Linked DNA regions of Homo sapiens: region 1 is linked to region 2. The links are chromatin loops, found by intact Hi-C in ENCODE. Cell type or tissue: right lobe of liver. All regions are shown on one strand. Links, peaks and the distances in the headings refer to the core of each region. The heading gives the core; the rest is flanking DNA.

Region 1 (2,924 bases), core at 106-2,605, 50 kb before region 2:
CACCTCAGCCTCCCAAAGTGCTGGGATTACAGATATGAGCCACCAGTCTGGGTGGGTTTTCTTTTTTAAATAATAGATTTAAATTGTTCATTACTTTGTTTTGAACATTTGTTGCACAATGCCGGAGTAATATTTTGATTAAAGTTTTTGAATATCAAGTTGAAATTTCTAGAAAACAAATTTCTGACTTGGAATGTTTCCCTGAGATAATCGATGGATGACATGTTAGAAAAATGTTCTACTATATTAGGCATTTAAAAAATAACTGTATAATATAGAGACTGTGGGAGCAACAATGGTACAAATTGCTGGTTGAGCAAATTTTAATTTTAGTTGCACACAGTAAAATGTTCTTTGGTTTCATTAAGATTAACTCTTATTTCCATGTGAATTATTTTGGATATTAATAGTGAGATGCTTTAGCATTGGAGAAATTGCTTTATAAAAACTGAAGGATCAGACTTCACCTTAAGTGTATGAAGTAGCTGCCAGACCTCAACATTCGTGCCATGAGAATTTAATTCTGAGAGCTTAAATGCGTTAGTTTCATTTTATTTGCTTTGAATGTTTTGTTTATATATAGTTTTTTTTAGAGCCTCATTTAAAAAATATATGTATTTCTAGTTTTTTTCTTCGAATATATAATACAGATTTTTGGGAAAATGTGGGTCATGTTTGAAAATTCTATCGATTGTAAAAAAAAATTCCGACTCTTGGTTTTGGTTAAATAATTAGAACAGCTATTTAGAAAAACTGAAATAGTTAATGGTTTTGGAGTTTGCAGGTGCCTGTTTTCTGAAATATTGATTATCTATCCCTCGGGCAGAGTATACGTATTTGCCAAGTTTGTATTTCTTTTTTCTATTTCTTCAAAATAAGTCCCGTTGATTTTAAAAGAATAAAGAGTTTCCCAGTAAGTACAAGTGTGGTACTTTTTCCCCCTCCACTTTGTACTTTAGTGTTAACCTTTATTACATAACCACAGAGAATGAGGAAGAGAATTGTACAATGCAGATATTAAGCCTATTGTTCTCCAAGGAAAGTCTTTGATGTTAAGAGGTCCCTAAACCTCTTAATTATTTTATTTACTTGTGAGAGGGGGTGCTTCCTTAAATATATACGAGTCTTTTCTTATATTGCATACACTTGCAACTATTATTTTGAAATAATAGTTGAGTGGTGTTTACATTTATGACCTGATTCATGTCTTTTGAAGTGCCACCACTGTTTCACCATGGACTTGCTTACTCAGGTTGTTGGCAACAGCATGGAATTGCATCAGATCTTGCTGTATTAAATAAATGAAGATATTAGATGTCAGAATTTTTAAGTAGTTCATGGCTTTTGTTTTTATTTTCTATATGATCAGCTTCATAGGGAAAGTTATTTTTGAAACAATTTGAGCTCCTAATAATTTTTTGAAGCTATTTGTGTCTGGTCTTCCAAAGGCAAAAATGGCCCATTTTGACTCTGATTTAGTAATCTCCTTTGGCTTTAGTGGTTTTTATCCTTCCTCCCACTATCCTTTCCCCTCGTTTAGAGGTAGGAGGAGCCCAGTTCCAGTATTTAAAATGAAGATCAAGAGTGGCATAATAGCTTCATTAGGTGTTTTTCACCAAAATAGGTCTGAATAAGTCTGAATTTGTGGTAGAAGGAACCATAACAAATTTGTTTAGTGCATTACAGTTTTTGAGAATATGTTGTTTCACACACATTGTTTCTATATGTTGTTTCCATTTCATGGTGAAAGCATAAGGAATCCATTTAAAAATAGAGTAAAATGCTACAGCCAGTTGGGGGTTGGGGGCAGCCCCGTGGACCAGAATTTGCCTCTGTGTGGGAAGTCAGCAGGACCAGATGCCCCTCTCTTCTTTGGCTCTGTAGGTATCTGGATCTCTTAACATATAGATGACAAGTTTTGGCCAGCTTTGAAATTACATTTGCTAGTGGAGGACACATATCATTAACTCTGCAGTGGGAATAAGGAATTCAGTAGGTGCCTGACCCCAAATGATAAACTGCTATTCTAATTTTTATGCTGTGTAATATATTTTAGACTTTTTAATAAAAAAGATAAAAATTGAGCAATTTCATGAATTGTTATGTTACATCAATTTACCATATGAAGATTAATTCATGTTTTCAGAACAGTAATACACATTTCTGAAATATACAGAGACAGGTAATAGTATCAAAGGGCTTAAAATAGAATTTTAGTCTTCCTCGCCTCCACTCTCAGTCCTGCTGTCCACAGACAATCTCTGTAGGCTCTATTTAGCATTCTCTCTCATATTTACCTGCATAATTCTAACCAATGCTCTGTTATTTCTTAATTTGTCATTTTTAGGTATTATTCCTTGATATCTTGCTGTGGTAAATGAAGACTTCAGTGTTTGCACCACTTGCCCTTCAGTCTCTCCATTTCCCAATATAATTAGATTACATATTTTGGTTACTATAGTGATTCATTTTTCTTTCTTGTCCAACATTTTATTTTTTCTTGAGTCAATAATTGCCTCTTTTAAAAATTGCTTAGTTTACCTTAGACACATTTTCTCTTAAATGTTCCTTTAAACCTGTCAAAGGTCTGTGAATATTATTTTTTAACCCATTCAACGGATTAGATAATCTCCAAGCACTAACTCTTTTCTAAAATCCTTTCCAGAGCCCTCTGACCTCTGCTGTCATTTGAAATAGTTCTCCAGGCTGGACAGTTTTTATCGTGTGATTCCCTCTGTTGTTCTCTTATAATATTAGATCCCTTATTTCTTGGATCCCATGTCTTGTTTTTCTTGGTTTATTTCATTGTTTTGCTGGAGTACATCAAGCTCCTTTCTCACAGGAGGTAATTTTTTTTTCTCTAATTGCATGGCACATTAAGGGAGGTAAATTTTTGAGCCTTTGCAAGTCTGACATTTTTATTT
Region 2 (2,924 bases), core at 240-2,739:
TATGAACTGTTCGGAGCTGAGTTCGGCAGCTCTGGGAAGGCTGTGGTCAAGCGCCTGGGATGCACTCTCCAGAAGGCAGCTGTGCCACATCCCGGTGTGGCCAGAGAGCTGCTGTGGTGCCCATGCTTTCTGTCTCACCTCGCTTGAGCAAAATACACCTCTGCTGTACACCTAGCTGTCAGAGGAATCCTGCCTTTTCTCGTAGGTCTGTCATCCCTGTAGGGATTCGGGTGATAGCAGCTTTGAGGCACTACAGGTGTTTGACAGCAGCCTTGGCCACCTTCTGCCGATTTTACCCTTCTGAAGCAAGTCATGGTTCTTACTAGTTATGATTTTGGCACCTAATATACATCCCTTCTACTTTTCTTTAAAAAAAATTCATGCTGTAGTAAACTTAGTCATCTATCTTGCCCTATTGCCTAAAAAGATGTAGTTAATATAGATAAATATTTAAAAGGTAATTAACTTCAAAGGACTTTAAATTGTTGCCTTGCTAAAAAGTCTAGTCTTGAGGATCTGACATGAGTAACTAGTGTTAACCCTAGTCTTGGTTTTGAAAGAAACTCCTTTTATGTATCATACTATTTAAATCTCCTGTCAGGAAAAACATAAGAATTTGAGAATGTCTTGACTTTAAGAAGGAAAGGCAGGAATGACAGTTAAGTTACCACTGTCCAGGTCTGGACCTAATAAAAAAATTTCTAACATAAATCACCTAGTAGACTCTTGATAGAAGTTTAGTCTTTGTGTTTTATTATTATATAATAATAGTTTACATTTATTGAATGCCTACTGTGTGCCACCCACTGGGTATTTTTTATCTGGTCTTCATTAAAAAACAAGCAAGAACAAAATTCCAGCCAAGCAGGAAATATTGCCCCCATTTTAGAGGAGACAAAACTGAGACAGAGAGGAGAAGCGACTTGTTTAAGTTTATACATCTCGTGGGGTAATGACCAAAATTAGAGTCCAGGTGTTTGTGGAGTTGGCTAATAATAGATTTGTTGACAATGATTTGCCCACATACCTTGAACAAGGCCCGTTAACTAATTTGATACTGTTTTCCTTGATCCCCATGGTGACCAAGATCCCTCATTCTTGAAAGCTTAGAAACATTATCATATTTTATACAGTAGAAATCTGCTTTTCCTGTAAATCTTTCCACATCTCTGTCCTTTCTAGCTTCTGTAGCCCAACTGTGAGCATGATGTAGTTTTTAGCTGTTTAATTTCCACATTGGAATATTCCTACTGATGAAGGAATAAGGTAACCAGGCTGACGAATGTAGCATGTGGAGTCTCTGGGGAAGATTTCAGATCATACATGAACTCTTAAATTTCTTGAATGGCTGATGAGAATAGGGTGCTTTTGTATTCTTAGCTGGGCTTGCTCTTAGTTCTGCAGTAATTGAGATTGTTCCCCATTTTTATGTAATCAAAGAACAGTTTTTCTCTTGGTCAGATCTAGATCTTGAGATTATATCATGGATAAAGCTTTAGTGCAGGTCACTGCACAATGCCCAGGTGTGAGGCAGGGAGGTGGGGCTTGCTTTTTACAGCTCTTACCCTGTGAGGTATGCAGGTAAGATTCTTATAACATGCCTGTGTGTAAGTGCATGAATCTTGATTTATGTTTATTTATAATCCCAAAGAAATTTTTTTTAGGTTTAAAAAGCCCATTTTCCTTGATTAACACATGACAGACAGTGTCTAGAGAACTTGATCCTTTGGGATGAAATATGAGGACTCTGAAATACAAACATGCGTGTAGAAGTAGAAACATCTTTCATCTATTAAATACACAAATATATATACATACACACACCCCCAAAACACACACACCCTCAATGTAATCAGCAGCTTTGGATAGAGAAATCATTAAGCCTATTCTTTCTTTTTTTTCCCCACTGAAACTAAAAGCCAGTTACCTAGCAGGGAAAATTTTCTTGAAGTTTTGACCTTTTCCAACATACATATGTACTTACCACACTTCTTATGATTTCTTAGTATGTTCAGCTCTTTCTATCCTTTTGCTTTTCATAAAAATACTTTAAAGTGTATTTTCTTAAATAGGCAAAAACATATGTGGTTCAAAATTCAAAAGGTAACAAAAGAATATGCAGTGAATGTTTTATTCTGTTCCCTAGCCATTCATTCTGTTTTCTGGAAGCAACCATAGTTACTAGAGTTTTGTGTATCCTTTCAGATATTCTGTGTGCATATACAGACAAGTGTGTGTGTGTGTTTATGTCATTTTTAATGTAATTGGTGATGTATCATCTTTTTTTCCCCACTTTGAGATGATTCATATTAGTATACAAATAGCTTCCTCAGACCATTTTACAGTTGTATCATAATTTGTGTCCAAGTCCCCTCCCAGTGGCTTTATGGACTGTTTCTAGTCTTTGCTGTTCTAAACAGTGCTGCAGTGAGTAGTATTTTACATACATGTGCAGGTATCTAAGAGAGAAAGTGCCGGGCTCAAGGAAATGTTCTTCTGTAATTTTGATAGTCTTTTCTGCTAGCCTTTGTCACTCCTTGCTTTTCTTAACACAGCTCTGTCTTGCTGCTTTGCTGTCTCTGTATGTCATGTGCTTCTGCCCACAGGATTTGCCTTGTGGTCCCTATCTCTTTGTCTAGGATCCCGGTTAAAGCTAACACTCTTCAGGAAAGTCTCTTGATGATTCAAATCAGGTCTTTCTGTACAACCTGATTTAATATATTTGTCTTGACTTCCCAAGATGGAACTTTATTTTTTTAAATCAGTTCTTGTTATAATTAATGTTTAAAATGATGGGTAAATAATCATTGGCACATAATTCTTATATTTGCTTGCTCTTCTCAGGTTTATAGACAATGTAAAGGATTTTTGTAGACAAAAAATAGATCTTTGCCTGTGATGCTTTTTTTTTTTTTAATTTTATT

What was found. Hi-C counts contacts between places; a loop is a spot of excess contacts. Peaks named below come from ENCODE experiments on the same cell type or tissue, not always from the same donor. Only the 100,000 strongest peaks of a DNase experiment are listed, where the experiment ranks them.
Region 1: a loop joins it to region 2, with 1.8 times the contacts of the local background. A loop is called at or near these places in 36 of 110 quality-filtered maps.

The regions. Positions count from the first base shown.
Region 1 is chr15:63,513,621-63,516,544 of GRCh38, forward strand. All of the region lies in intron 1 of USP3 (ubiquitin specific peptidase 3), which reads left to right. Among named protein-coding and RNA genes, the nearest start is that of USP3, 10 kb to the left of the region's middle. In right lobe of liver, for the core only: no CTCF peak of the experiment used is centred there; a DNase peak (open chromatin) is centred at 1,251; H3K4me3 peaks cover 719 bases; H3K27ac peaks cover 544 bases.
Region 2 is chr15:63,563,402-63,566,325 of GRCh38, forward strand. All of the region lies in intron 8 of USP3 (ubiquitin specific peptidase 3), which reads left to right. Among named protein-coding and RNA genes, the nearest start is that of FBXL22, 33 kb to the right of the region's middle. In right lobe of liver, for the core only: no CTCF peak of the experiment used is centred there; no DNase peak of the experiment used is centred there.